Regions from separate parts of the Homo sapiens genome. Here region 2 is linked to region 1. A link is a contact called in ENCODE Hi-C or POLR2A ChIA-PET data. All regions are on one chromosome and are shown on one strand. The core of a region is the stretch at or near the end of the contact, and the rest is flanking DNA. Distances in the headings are between cores, read along the strand shown.

Evidence for each region. Hi-C counts contacts between places; a loop is a spot of excess contacts on that map. ChIA-PET counts read pairs that join two places held with the same protein, here RNA polymerase II (POLR2A). Pooled maps may share reads with other maps.
Region 2: a map of gastrocnemius medialis shows a loop between it and region 1 (17-fold over the local background). The contact joins two enhancer-like sites. A Hi-C loop is called at or near these places in 1 of 168 maps with a recorded cell type or tissue (gastrocnemius medialis) and 1 of 50 pooled maps. POLR2A ChIA-PET finds 5 or more read pairs at or near these places in 1 of 52 experiments (H1).

The regions. Positions count from the first base shown.
Region 1 is chr6:170,041,266-170,047,855 of GRCh38, forward strand. No RefSeq gene overlaps it. Among named protein-coding and RNA genes, the nearest start is that of LINC01624, 230 kb to the right of the region's middle. Within about 2 kb of position 2,426, at least 3 of the 41 ENCODE cell types and tissues checked have a DNase peak (open chromatin) inside an H3K27ac peak, as active enhancers do; they include gastrocnemius medialis, where a contact is called at or near this core.
Region 2 is chr6:170,438,371-170,445,246 of GRCh38, forward strand. LOC107986676 (a long non-coding RNA gene) reads left to right here. Exons shown (of 2, transcript XR_001744494.3): 1 at 1-344; 2 at 977-2,650. It overlaps LOC124901477 (a long non-coding RNA gene), which reads right to left. Exons shown (of 2, transcript XR_007059900.1): 2 at 3,361-6,876. Among named protein-coding and RNA genes, the nearest start is that of MIR4644, 110 kb to the left of the region's middle. RefSeq lists enhancers at 1-1,406, 1-915, 1,624-2,202 and a silencer at 5,523-5,753. Within about 2 kb of position 1,606, at least 2 of the 41 ENCODE cell types and tissues checked have a DNase peak (open chromatin) inside an H3K27ac peak, as active enhancers do; they include gastrocnemius medialis, where a contact is called at or near this core.

The sequences.
Region 1 (6,590 bases), core at 1,176-3,675:
GCAAAGGCTACAAGTTTCTTTCTTTGCTCTGATTAATCAGCCCAGAGCCTCCTCTCTTGCCACCAGTGAAATTTAAAATGAACGAAGGTGTTTTACTGATGGGGTCTGTGCAGACCCAGTAGGCAGGGGGGTCCACTTTCCTGCTAGCTGTCCCTAGCGTCGTTGGCCAGGTGCAGAGGGGTCTGTCATTCTCCTACCAAAAATTTCACCCGTGCATGTGGGGCCTTTTGTAACACAGGATCTCAGGTCCCACTGCAGGTACAGGAATCAAAACCATCATTCCAGCCAGGCTCAAGGTAAATCCTGTGCCCAGGAAGGTGTGAGAAGCATTTCTCTGCGCCAGGAGCCCTCAAACTTTTCCTGTAACAGCCCAGAAAGTGAATACTTCAGGCCTTGCCGGCCACACTACTCCACTCTGCCACTGTGACATGAAAACCACCCGGGACAGTTTGTGATCAGAAGAGCAGGGCTATATTCTAATAAACTTTACTTGATTTGGCTCAGTTCAGCCCAGTTTGCCATAGGTGGGCAGCATCTTGGCTGGCAAGATGATAACGAAGCACCCCAGCTCTGAGCCACCCACATCTCACGTCAAATGGTAAGCCCCAGTGTTGCAGGTGGGGTCTGGTGGGAGGTGATTGGATTATTGGGCGGATTTCTCTCCTGTGCTGCTCTCGTGATGGTGAATGAGGGCTTGTGAGATTTAATTGTTTATAAAAGTGTGTGGCACCTCCACCACCCCTACCCCATCATCTCTAATCCTCCTCCTCTGGGCATGTGAGACATGCCTGCTTCCCCGTTGCCTTCTGCCTTCTGCCATGCCTGTAAGTTTCCTGAGACCTCCCCGGCCATGTTTCCTGTACAGCCTGCAGAACCATGAGCCAACGAAATCCCTTCTCTTTATAAATTACCCAGCCTCTAGACATTTATAAAGAGTGCAAGAACAGATTAATACACTTACAGACTTGTGGCAGGACAGGTGTGACCCTGGGCCAGTTTTCAGCCCCTGCTCAAGGTCAGTTACTGTCTGGAAACAGCCCCGTTTCCCTTGCAGATTCAGAAGGGAAAGGTCATGTTTCTAAACATGGAATAGGACATGGCGATTGTTGAGTCACACTGGAGAATTTGATTTGAATATAATTGGTTCACAAAACACTAGAAGCTAATGGATGCAAGAGTGTGGCCATAGTAATGATTTCAGGATGTCTTCCCAACAGCCCCGAGTGACAGATGTGTTATCATTTCCTTTTTATTCAGACAAGAACATTGAGGCTTGAAAAAGGTAAATTACTTACTCAAATTCCATGTTTAATAAGTAGGACTGGGATTTAAACCTAAGAGCTAACAGCAAAGCATTTTAGACCGTAAAGTATAAGAATAAGCGTGAATGCGATTCTCAGCCCAGTGTAAGACCAGGTATCGCCGGATGAGAGACGGCCACTCCTGGGAACAGTGGTGAAGCTGAAAGAGCCAGTCCTTCAAGGTGGATCCTGAGTGGCTAAAATAGAGCCCAGCGGCCGTTTGCTGTCTATAGGTCATACAAACACAGAGTCCCCCCAAAACCGCACCCTTGCACCTGGGATACTTTCTGGGCTCACCTGAACCAACCAATCAGAGCTCACCTGATCCAACCAATCAGAGCTCACCCAATCCAACCAATCGGAGCTCACTGGCTTTGGCCAAATCAAGACCCGACTGTTATCAACTAATCAGAACTCAGCTGCCTTGACCAATCAGAACTAAGCAAGTTTGAATCCTTCATTTGGATACACAGACCTGACTGAGACCTGGGTGGGAGCTTTTGCTATAAAACCGGAACGTTCCCTTTGTTCTCCAGGTACATTTGTTTACACCAAAGGCTGCATCTTCCCGGTTTGCAAACTGTGCACTGGAGTCTCCTTCTTCCAAACTCCTTTTCAGAGGATGTGTTTACTCTGTATTTATAACTTCAGGAGCGCAATCGCAGCCACGGTTTCTCTTGTTAGTGCTACATTACTTTGATTTTATAATCAGCCAAAATATTGTGATAAAAAAATCCCCTTTTCATAATCTGCGAATTTTAGACGTCACGTGGTATGACTCAAAGTCATACCCATTTCTTCCCAAGAAGAAAATTTACTCAAAATCCATAAAAGATTTGGCTCGGTTCGGCTCAGTTGGCCACAGGCAGGTAGCCTGTTGGCTGGAGGAACAGAAACGAACGACCCCCACTCTGAGCCGGCCTCAGAGACTTGTGGTCTAGCCGAATGCTCCCTGTAGAGGGAGATGGCTGTTTGTGTGTCCTTGGTGCAGGGATGGCAGAACAATCTGACGTCCGTTATTAACACATTTGTCATATCAGCCACCTCTTTAAACGGGTGTCCCAGAGTAACAAGATCCAGAAAAATGCCAGCAGTCTAGTTGGAACACAGGGTCCCACTGGCTGAGATACTGGCTGTCCTCAAGTGAGGACAGGCGCTATCAGGGACTGCAGCCACAGCATCCACATGTCAGGAATCAAAGGCCACCGTTTTCTCCGGCGTTTACATTCAGGCACGGTCCCCCTCGCCCCAGATCACATCTTCAGAGTCTCAACAGCCCAGCCACTGAAGAATTGCTGCAGCCCTGCATAACCTCATACCTGTCTGGTACGGATCCACTAGACTAAAGGCTGAGGTGGAAGAGGCTTTTGTGTCCCTCGGTGCAGGACAGACTTGTCCCTGCAGAGAAGTATTTACAATGAGGGCAGAGCTGGGGTGTGAAGGACCCTCCACACGGGGCTGCTCCCTTCTCCCTGCAACGCCACACAGGAGGCGGTCTCCACAGTGCCTCATCCCAAATGGCAGTGTCTAAGTTTGAACACTGTGTGGCCCTAACAGCACTGCCTGCGTCAGTGGCTGAACAGTCAGTTTTGAGGCAGGTGGGCCGTCTTTCACACAGGTAAGAATAGATGGGGAGACAGCATTGATGTGGCCCAGACCTATGACCTGTGAGAGAGCCTGGATCTCCACTGGCCAGTTACCCAAAGGAGGTACAAGTGAATGTGCCCACCAGGGGCTGTGACACATCAGGTGTAAAGTTGTTATCACTATGCCTGGCATGTAACAGGCTCAGAAAACACTGACCATTATTTTGCAAGAAAACAAGTAGCTCAAAATAGCCACAGTGATGATGAATTGGCAGCACTGCCTTCATTTCAGGATAAGGAAGCCGCCTGGAGGTGCACACCCAGACTGTACTGGGAAAGGAGGGTCCCTGAGCTCGGATCTGCACACCACTAACCAGCCCTTTGTGCAGGAGCCCTTGAGCTGTGGCCCTGGCTCACACCAGGTAAGAGAAAATATCTGTGGTCCTAACTAAACACAGCCAAACTTGGATGCCAGAGCCTACTGCCAGATGCATGTCCCCAGCTGAAAGGTGGCCACTGTGGCTAAGTGAGAGGGCTGGTTCACATTCCACAGAGCCTGTGCTCACAGTACCTGCATCCATGAAGCTGTGTCCACGGATCCCCATGTTTCAGGGACCTATGCTCCAGGGAGCCGGCAAATTGGAGACCCACGTTCCACAGAGCCTGTGCTCACGGCACCTGCATCCATGAAGCTGTGTCCACGGATCCTCACGTTTCAGGGACCTGGGCTTCAGGGAGCCAGCAAATGGGAGGCCCACATTCCACAGAGCCTGTGTTCATGGCACCTGCATCCACGAAGCTGTGTCCACGGAGCCCCATGTTTCAGGGACCTGTGCTCCAGGGAGCCTGCACATGGGAGGCCTATGTTCCACAGAGCCTGTGTTCACAGCACCTGCATCCATGAAGCTGTGTCCACGGAGCCCCAAGTTCCAGGACCTGTGCTCCAGGGAACCTACACATGGGAGACCCCCGTTCCACAGAGCCCACATTCCCTCTCTCCTCCATCACTTCTTCCTGGTCCTCGAAGCGTTTCTTTCAGGTCTGCCTGGTACTGCGGCTGCTTCTGAGGACTTTGGACCTGTGGGCTTCTCTGTCTCAGTGGGACCTTTGTCATCCCTGCTGGTCTAGTGGGAAAGCACCCTGAGCACGGCTGGCAAGCCAGCAAAATGAAGAAATGTGTGTGGTGCTGTCTGGCCAACTCCAGACTCCCAGCACTGCAAAGTCAGGAACTCGAAGTGACACAGAATCTCCGGTGGCATCAAGTGGCAGAGGCAGGTGGAGTTTGGCTGAGTTGTTACCTTGGTCTTTGTGATGCTTTGTGACCAGGGTCTGCTCTCTGGTGCCTTAATCCCAGGACAGCAAAAGAAGAAGGCAATCCTAGATCAACGTCTCTTGGCTTTTCTGGCCTGGCACCCAGAGTTCAGTTTCTTAAACTCTGCCTAACACACAGGTCGGCAGCACTTCCCACAGAACTGGACTCCCAGTTATGGCCGGGACTTTGGCAAGGACACACTCATTCATGAGCATCAAGAGTGATACCCATCCACGACCCTGAGGGCCTGCTGGTGCAAGACCCAAACTCAACATTTTCAGTGTGGCCTCCGCCTGCTCTTGGTCACCTGACCAGGTTTCTGTTCCTGAGCCCTGTGGATGGTTCAGACGTCCCCATCCACATGAGGGTCATGTGATGCGGCTTTAATTTCCACCTGGCAACCCTGGAAGCCCACGTGTGTCTCAGGAATGCATGGCTTCCATCTCCTCTACAGCCACAGGCAACAGGTCTACCTAGGGCATGTGTGGGCAGCACAGGGTGCATGGTCACCTGCAGTGGATGGTGTGGGCGGCACGGGGTGCGTGGTCTCCTGCGGTGGATGGTGTGGGCGGCACGGGGTGCGTGGTCTCCTGCGGTGGGTGGTGTGGGCGGCACGGGGTGCGTGGTCTCCTGCGGTGGGTGGTGTGGGCGGCACGGGGTGCGTGGTCGCCTGTGGTGGGTGGTGTGGGCGGCACGGGGTGCGTGGTCGCCTGTGGTGGGTGTGCGGGGCCTTCTGTGAGGCAGGACAGGCTCTACATGCACTTCGGCTTCTTGGCAGATCTGAGCGAATGAGAACTGCCCTGGGCTTCACTCCCGTTTAACTTTGCATGAAGAAGAATGTTCTCCACTCTGACTTTAAGCCAAGTGCTTGTCTAAGTGCTTCTCTGACAGGGAGACAACACTCCTTCCCCGGAGCCTTCCACTGGGCCTGGACATCTCCCGTCTCTGGGCTCTGAGTTAACTTTGTGATGCCAGCTCTTTGTGGGGTGTGCGCACGGCTGCAGGTGAGGAGACCTGTGAGAGTCGGAAGCCAGCTGCCACCCCAAATGATAAGCACATTGTAGCTGTCTCTGCATGGCTTCGTTGCATGAGGAAAGTCACTACTGTCAATGCAGGGCTGCTGGTCTCCACCTCGGAACGTGGCAGTGCACAATCCATCACTGCCCTGTGTTCGCAGGTCACAGAGAAAAGAAATGCTTTCTCTATTCCTTCTCGCAGTTAGTATTTTGTGATTATAGAAAAACTGTGCGTAGTTGGAAGTAGGGAAGGGAAGGAGGGAGGGAGGAAGAAAAACAGAAAGAAAATAAACCAAAAGAAAAAGAAGGAAGAAACCACCGTATTTTCAGTTTGCTTCGAATTATTAAAGTGGCTCAGGGAAAAAACTTTAATCTGAAAATAGTGGCCAACACGAGACAGGACGCCGATTGCTGCGTGAGTAAGAGGAAGCACCGCAGACCACCGCCGACGAAATTCTGGATTTTTTGAGGAGGGATTTCCTGAAGCGGGTGTTGAATATGGGCATGAAGCCACGAGGCTGAATCTAGATGTATGTTTCACGTTTCTCACAAGAGCTGATGTTGGTTTTTGATTGCAAAAGATGCCCATTGCAGAAAAACAAAAACATATGTGTCATGAGGAGCCTCAGAAACCTCCCCAAGCCCTCCACACAGAAGTGATTGTGAGTGCCGCTCCAGACCTCGCCCTATGGGATCTATAGGACCTGTAGACCTATAGCTGCCTGTATGATCCTGTGGGTACAATCTCCTAATGTAGGTGAGTGTGTGGTCTTTATAACACAGAAGTACATGCGAGCCTCAGGGGCTGCTTTTTATTGACAGTTCATGATAATAATAGCACACAGTGCATGTGGGGCATGGGGTGAGGGCTGGGTATTTACTGACTGTCCTGTGAGGTGGTGTGATTTCTGTCCCCACTTGGCCAATGAGGGCCTGCGGCACAGAGGGGTTACCAGCTCTCCTAAGGCCAACAGAGTTGATGGAGGGCTGGCTCCTGAACCACACCAGCCTGATGCAGGGGACTCAGCATTTTCACGACCCCATATTATCATATCAATGTGCCATAATTTATTTAGATCTTTCCCTTTGTTGTTTCAATTTTTCCCTCTTAATGAACAGCTCATAGCCAAATTTTTGTGTACCTCATTATTTCCTTACACCCTCCCCAACTCCTCACTCTACGGTGACTCCACTGGGCAAAAACTTGCACACTTTAAGAATTTGGAAAATGTGTTGACAAATTACATCCTAGAGAGGGGGGCTCCAATCCCAGCCGAAGCAGATGGAGAGGCCCGCCCACGTCTTTGCTAACCATGGGAATATTTTTCCTAAAGGAAAAGCTTTGCCAGTTTGGTAGCTGCTGTGATTTGAATGA
Region 2 (6,876 bases), core at 356-2,855, 400 kb after region 1:
CTGGCTGCGATTCAGCCTCAGCACGCAGCTCTGTGTGCCTGGCTGTTGTTAACTGTGCAGTGCTCTGGTTAAGCGAGGCTGGGAGTGGCACTGGCGTGTTAGTAATCCGCACTCACCAGCACCACGCGGGCTCCCCGGCCTCTGTGCCTCTCGGCAATGCCGCACCCATGGGAAGGGAGGAGAAGCTCCCGCCCACCCTCCATCTGTGCCCGTGTCAGGGCTTACGGGAACATATGCTGCCTGTTACTCACTGACCATCTGTTCACAGAGCTGATGAAGTGTCCCGGTTACCCTGGCAACGAAGCCCTTGATTGGCGGCGGCTCCACAAACATTTGCTGCTCAGGTTTCACTTTTATCTGTGCTCTGGAATGGGGCTGGGTGGGGGATGCTGAGGCCTGGGGGCTGGGGATCAGCAGGCTGGGGGGTGGGCTGGAGGCTGGGGAAGCAGGCTGGGGTGGTGGGCTGAGGCTGGGAGGTCAGAAGGCTGGGGGATGGGCTGGGTACTGGGGGTCAGCAGGCTGGGGGGTGGTCTGGGGCTGGAGGAGCAGGCTGGGGGTGGTCTGAGGGCCTAGGGGTCAGCAGGCTAGGGGGTGGTCTGGGGCTGGGGGAGCAGGCTGGGAATGATCTGGGGGCTGGGGGGTCAGCAGGCTGGGAGGTGGTCTAAGGACCTGGGGGGACAGAAGGCTGAGGGATGGTCTGGGGCTGGGGGAGCAGGCTGTGGGGAGCAGGCTGGGCCTGGGGGTTCTGCAGCTGGGAGGCCAGGCTCCCCTTCTCCATTTTCCTTTCTCACCTCTCTCCCACCTCCTTTCCCTCAGCACTCACCCACCTCCAGTCCAGCCCTTCTCCCCAAAGTTCAGAGCAGGTAGAGCTGGGAATATGGCTGACCAGTCTGAGAGCTGGGTGGGGGCTTGTTCTTGTTCACCTGGTGCCACGTTCTTGTTCACCTGGTGCCACTACCTTTTTCCCAAATTGCAGGCTGGAGTCTAAGGGCTGAGGATTCTCAGCCTCCCAGTCCAGGGCAGCAGCTGCCCAGAAGCCACCTCACGGCAGTGGACATCTGTGCCCCCGTTTTGGAGACCTGGTGTGATGAGGACACATGGGCTGCAATTAGCTGTTAGCAGGGCCGTCCATGGACCACAGTCCCAGGAAGACGTTCTGCTCAGTTGCTCCGGAAGGGACCTAGGGTGCACTGCAATTGCGGAGGGGTGGTTGCTGCTGATCCCAGACCCCAGAGGGAGTTCCTGAGTTTTTAGCTTGAGTTGAGGAGCTGATAATGGAAGCTGCAGCAGCCCGTTCATGGCAGTCCCAAAAGGAGGCAAACCACCTCCTCTCCGCTAAGGACATCGGCCAAGTGCTGAGGCCAAAGGCCTGCAGATGAACCCTAGTGTGAGATGGACAGGCTGAGGCACAACACTAGTGCCAAACTGAGCCTTCGTTCTTTTCTTTAGCGAGACCTGGGATTGAGCGTCACAAAGTCTAGATTCTATTTATTCCACCGTCTCACAGTCTGGTAGCACATGTCTGTGGGGAGCCCTCCTCACTCCTGTCTGAGCTTGGAATCCTGGGACTAAGAATAGCAGCGTGGCCCTGCTCTGCACAGGACTGGTGTGAGTGCCAGAATGCTGAGTCTCAGGGCATGTGGATTGCACATTCATGGCATGTGGAGGCCACGTGGGGTCTCAGACAGCACAGGTGAGGGAGCTCTGTGTCCACAGGGACCACGACATTTTATCACAAGGGGCACAGCACGCCAGCGTCCTCTCTCCCAGGAAGAGAGGCCCCAGGCTGTCTGCTGTTGGCTGAGATGATTGAGTCACTGGCCCTGCCGCACAGCTGGGGTCAGACACGGAGGCCAGGCTCTGCTCCAGGCTCTCTGGGGCCTTCTTGTCACCGGATGCTGAGCAGAAGTGGGGTGACACAGAATGCCCACACCCCACAAACTCCCTGGGAAGTCAGTGTCTCTGAAAGATTCCATCTGGGACAAACAGAAGCCATCACTTGGTTAGAGTCCGCCCATCACGGCTCTGCCTGGAATGGAGACGGCCTGGACCCAGGTGTCATCACTCTCTCTGCTCATGGCCCCCAGAATTTTGCAAAATCTGTTTTAAAAGTTTCCTTGTAAAAGTGACCCGTCCTCCGTCAGGAGCCTGGGTCTCACTGGCCATTTTAGGAGTGCAGCCTTCCCGAGCTCAGCAGAATCCCTCCGTCACAGTGAGCACGGGTGGCACTGTCCTTCCCCTTCCTGGGTCCTCCCAGGCTGGCGACCCCTCGTGGCCTTGATTCTACCCTTTCAAAAGTCCAGCTCCCACCGGCCCCTGCAAGGCGCGCTGCGGGGTCACCACAGGTCTGTCCAGGGCACGGTCAGGCCCATGAGACCCCTTGTTCTATAGGACGCTACTCTCCTTAAAAACAGGGACTTTGTCCCTCACTGAATTGTAGTTTTCTGTATCATTCGTCATTGCAGCTTTGAAGCATCAAGAGTGTTTCCTAAATATGATTAAAATCTGGCCTTCAGACAGCTTTTGAATTAACTGACAAATGTATGTTGGGCACGAAACGGATTTAGGGACGTCTGCCCTGGGCTTTTACCAAACTCCAGCTCTTACACTTTATTATCTCACCTGAAATAAAATTGAAATTTCTTCATAATGTCTGATATATATTTTAATTTCTGGCAGAGATACATTAAAAGACCTGTTTCAAGGTTACTTGGCTAAAGAATGGAAAATGTCAGTTTTCAGCTGTACCATTTCCCATCTAGTCCAACAGTATTTAAGCTTCTCCAAACAAAAATAGAAGGAAAGCTTCCACATTTTTTTGTCAGGCCAGCATGACATTGCCACCAAAGAGACCAGCTTAAAAAAAAAAAAAAAAAAAAAACAACTACCAACCAACCTAATGTGTCAATAACAATATAAAGAGGCCCAATAAAATATGAGCAAATGAAACGCAGCGGCATGTTGAGAATTACACACCACGACTAAGGGTGGGTTGTTCTGCCCAGTGCAAGTAGCAATGACTCAGTATTGGGTCTATTAATATAAATCACCATTTAATAGAGCAAAAGAGAAAAACAGTATGACCAGCCCTAGAAATGCTGGCAAACAGTGGATGGAAGTCAACATCCTCCTCTGTGTTTTGAAGTAGAGACTGAAATGTTCATGATAAAATGGGAAGGAATGAATAGTTCTTTTACAGGATAAATGACCTCTGCCTCATCCTGACCATTCCCTACAGCCATGAGGAGGCCAAGACACTCAGAGTTTCCAGGCTGCATTCTCTCACTGCTTTGCAGGCACATCTCATGCAATTAAGGCACAGAAACTGGGAGTGCAAAAATGAGAAAGGAGCAGAGAAAGTGATGATTACTTATAGATTATTTTATTGTGCATCTGGATAACCCTGAAGGAGCAATTGCAAACAAATATGCAAAAATATAATTCAACAAGGTTAGCAAGAAATGTGAAAACGGCCCTGCCTCGGAGGGATGTGCACAGACGGGGCAGAAGCCAAGCAGGTATACAGACTTTCAATTTTTGCAAAGTTAGTCTCTGCACATATGATACAATCCCAGTTAAAAGGCTAACTTTTTAAAAACCAGACAGGCTAAATCTAAATTTGTGTAAGGAAATATTTAAGAATACATAAGACAAACCTAAAAGAAAAAACAAATAATAGAGAAACTATTACTATCAGATCTCAAAACATATTATAAAATTCCATTTAAAGCTATGTCCATTTAAAAATATGTTACTGGCAAATAAATAATTAGAAAGCATAGAAATAGACCTCAAAATACTGCAAATTATAAGACAAAGACATTCAAATCATGAGGGGAAACAGGATATTCATATAATGATGTTGACTAGGTAGTCTCCTGGAAAAACTATGAAGTTGGTTCTATACTTCACCAAAATTAATTCCAAATAGAGCAAAGGTGTAACTCCCAGAAAGAAAAAAAAAAAAGGAAGAAAAGAAGCAAAGAGGAGACCATGGGAGAATTTTTTATGACATTGGAGTAGGGAAGATCTAAACACAAGACAAAATCCAGAAGCCATAATAATGCTAAGAAATATGATGACACAAAAATAAAACCTTCTGCCTAGAATGAAACACCACCACGAGTCAATTGAAAGATAATAACAAGCTGAAAAAGAAATTTGCAATTAATACCAGAAACAGTCATTTCCAAATATTTAAATCAATAAGAAAGAGACCAGTAAGTCAATAAGTAAAAAGAAGCAAAGGATTTCAACTGAGTTCACAGAAAACAAAATATAAGGCACTCTTAACCGCATGAAGAAAATGCTCAACCTGCTCACAAAGCCCTGCTCAGGGCCAGGGTGTGGGCAGTCAGTTCTTGTGTGTTGTGAAGGCTACATAAAGCCCATCTCTTCGAAGAACAGAAAACTGGCCACATCCATCGCATGGCAAATGCATGTGAAACCTGGTCGAGCAATTCTATTAACAATTCTATTCCTATGAATTTATTCTATGGATACAATCATGCAGACGTGAAACAACGCATGTGTGGTTACTCGCAAAGGCAGGGCCCTATAAGCTTGGAAGTGGCCGTCAATGGTAGAGCAAGTCTAGAATTTGGAAAAGGCTCACACAGCACATGGCCATTAGCTGGTTTGTGATTCCTCCTTCATCATTCATCCGTCAAGGGCGTTTCTCATTAGGCCCTGGGGGTGTACTCAGCCCTGCCAAGCAGAGCAGGCACAGATTCTCCCTCAAGAGTTCAGAGCTTCTCACCCTGGCTCTTCCCTTAAGAATCTGGCTCCCAGGGCCACCTCCCAGGGACCCCATTGTCAGAGTGGAGGAACGGGCTTGGGCAGGTGTGACCTCCAGAATCCTCAGAGGCTTTTCCCGCTCTGGGAGTGGCTTCAGACCTGAATCATGGCAACCCAGCCCCCTCCTGATTACAGACCATCCTGGAGTGTTACCGTGGAGATGGGAGAGCCCAGACAACGGAGATGTTCTGAGGGAATTTCCATTCCTGTCTTCAGGACATTCTGCCAGGATGCGGACCTGCTAGAAGTATGGGACACCAGTTGTCTCTTTGCTAGAAGGCCCCCGTCCCAGGTGTGCCTCCCTGCCTCACTGTCACCTCAGCACAGTCCAGCGGGGCCAGGAGAAAACCACCAAGATAGCGCAGTCCCTGGGAAGGGGTAGCTGCCAGGCCCTACACTGTGGGAAGAGGGCTCTTGGGCTCCCCCTGGGCCCTGTGGCCTGGCAGGAGCCACCAAATGACAAAACTGGGCAGGCAACCTGTTCTGTTGTCTGGAGGGCCTCAGAGCCCACACGGCTTTCTCTGTGTACAACGTGTGCTTGGGGAACACGGGCAGCTGCCCTGACAGGAGTTTCCACACACAGAGTCCCTCCAGACTTCTGTGCCTCCACCTCAGAAACGAGCCACTCTTCCAAGCCATCAGAGTGCTTTTTGGTCCTGAATCGGGCCTTGCATTTGTACGTACCTTGGATCCGAGAGGCTGTCAGCCTAGAGAGAAGAGCACGCTGATGAGCTGCAGGGCTGGGATGGAGAACGGACAACAGAAGTCATCACCTGACTTGCACAACCACCTATGCTTTCTTCTTCATGTAGAATTCCCTTCCAGAGCCAGATAGAGTGAGAAGCAAGAAGAGAGCCATGTTGAACAAAATGCTGGGTCATAAGGCTGTGCCTGGCGCCTCTGGGGTGCCCTGTGAATGCTGACGGGCCCGCAGCTCTGCCTGGCCAAGGAGCAGCTCAGAAACGCCCCGAGTATGAGCTGATTTGACACCTGGCAGCTAGGCCTGGGCTCAGAGCAGAAGGCTTGTAGGACTTCTCAGTCAGTCGGCACCTGTCACCGCTGCGAAACACACCCTCAGTCAGTCTCACCCATCACCGCTGTGAAACACACCCTCAGTCAGTCTCACCCATCACCCCTGTGAAACACCCTCAGTCAGTTGGCACCCGTCACCGCTGTGAAACATCCTCAGTCAGCACCCATCACCGCTGTGAAACACACCCTCGGTCAGCGAGGACGCACAGTGGAGGAGCAGCCCTGCCACCCTCTTGACATAGCTCAGCCTCTCCACTGGGCAGGTGCAGAGGCACCTGCCAAGGCTTCTGCCACTGCCTGGCAGAACGGCCCTCTTCAGACTTGCTTCTTAGGAGTAGGGGCTACAGCGCTGAGTCCCACAGGTGGGTCTGGTCTGGAGGACACCCGGCACCCGGAATCTCATAGAACAGCCCTGACAAAACATTAATATCCCTGCTAATGATGCCTGGCTGTCAAAGCTGGGGCAGAAGCCTCAGTCCAGGTGGCGGAAAACACTTGGAAGGGCTTTGAGAACTTGCTTACAGAAAAGGCACCAGCTCAACAGGTAAAGTTGTTTCCTGTCATCAAAGCCAAAGGGAAAATGCAAAGTTTCAAGTCTACCTTCCCTGGCAGCTTCTTCAGACGAGGTCTCCCTGGCTCCCTGGTTTTTCTCCTGGCATGGCCCTGCCTCACGACGCCTACCATTGTTGCCATCCGTGCCAGGTTTGCCCACAGTCCGCCCTCGACTCTGTCCCCTCAGGCCTGGCTGCCGTGTGCCTTCCTGGGGGCAGCTCAGGGCTGAGTCAGACACCTCACACCACATCCTCCTTGACCCCGACGGCCTCACGCCCTCCCTGCCACAGAGAGGCTGCAGCCCACTTGGGCTGTTCCTGATGGAAAGCCCTTTGAGCCGGGCCCAGACCTGCAGCTGTGGGATCCTGAGACAGCAGCCCCTCTGGACGGCATTCAGGGTCCCAGGCAGCGCCTGTGCTGTACCGTTCATTCAGCTCCAGAGGTTCCTGCTGCTTGGCGCTCTGCTGCGAAGCCACTGCAGCCCGGCGGTGGGAG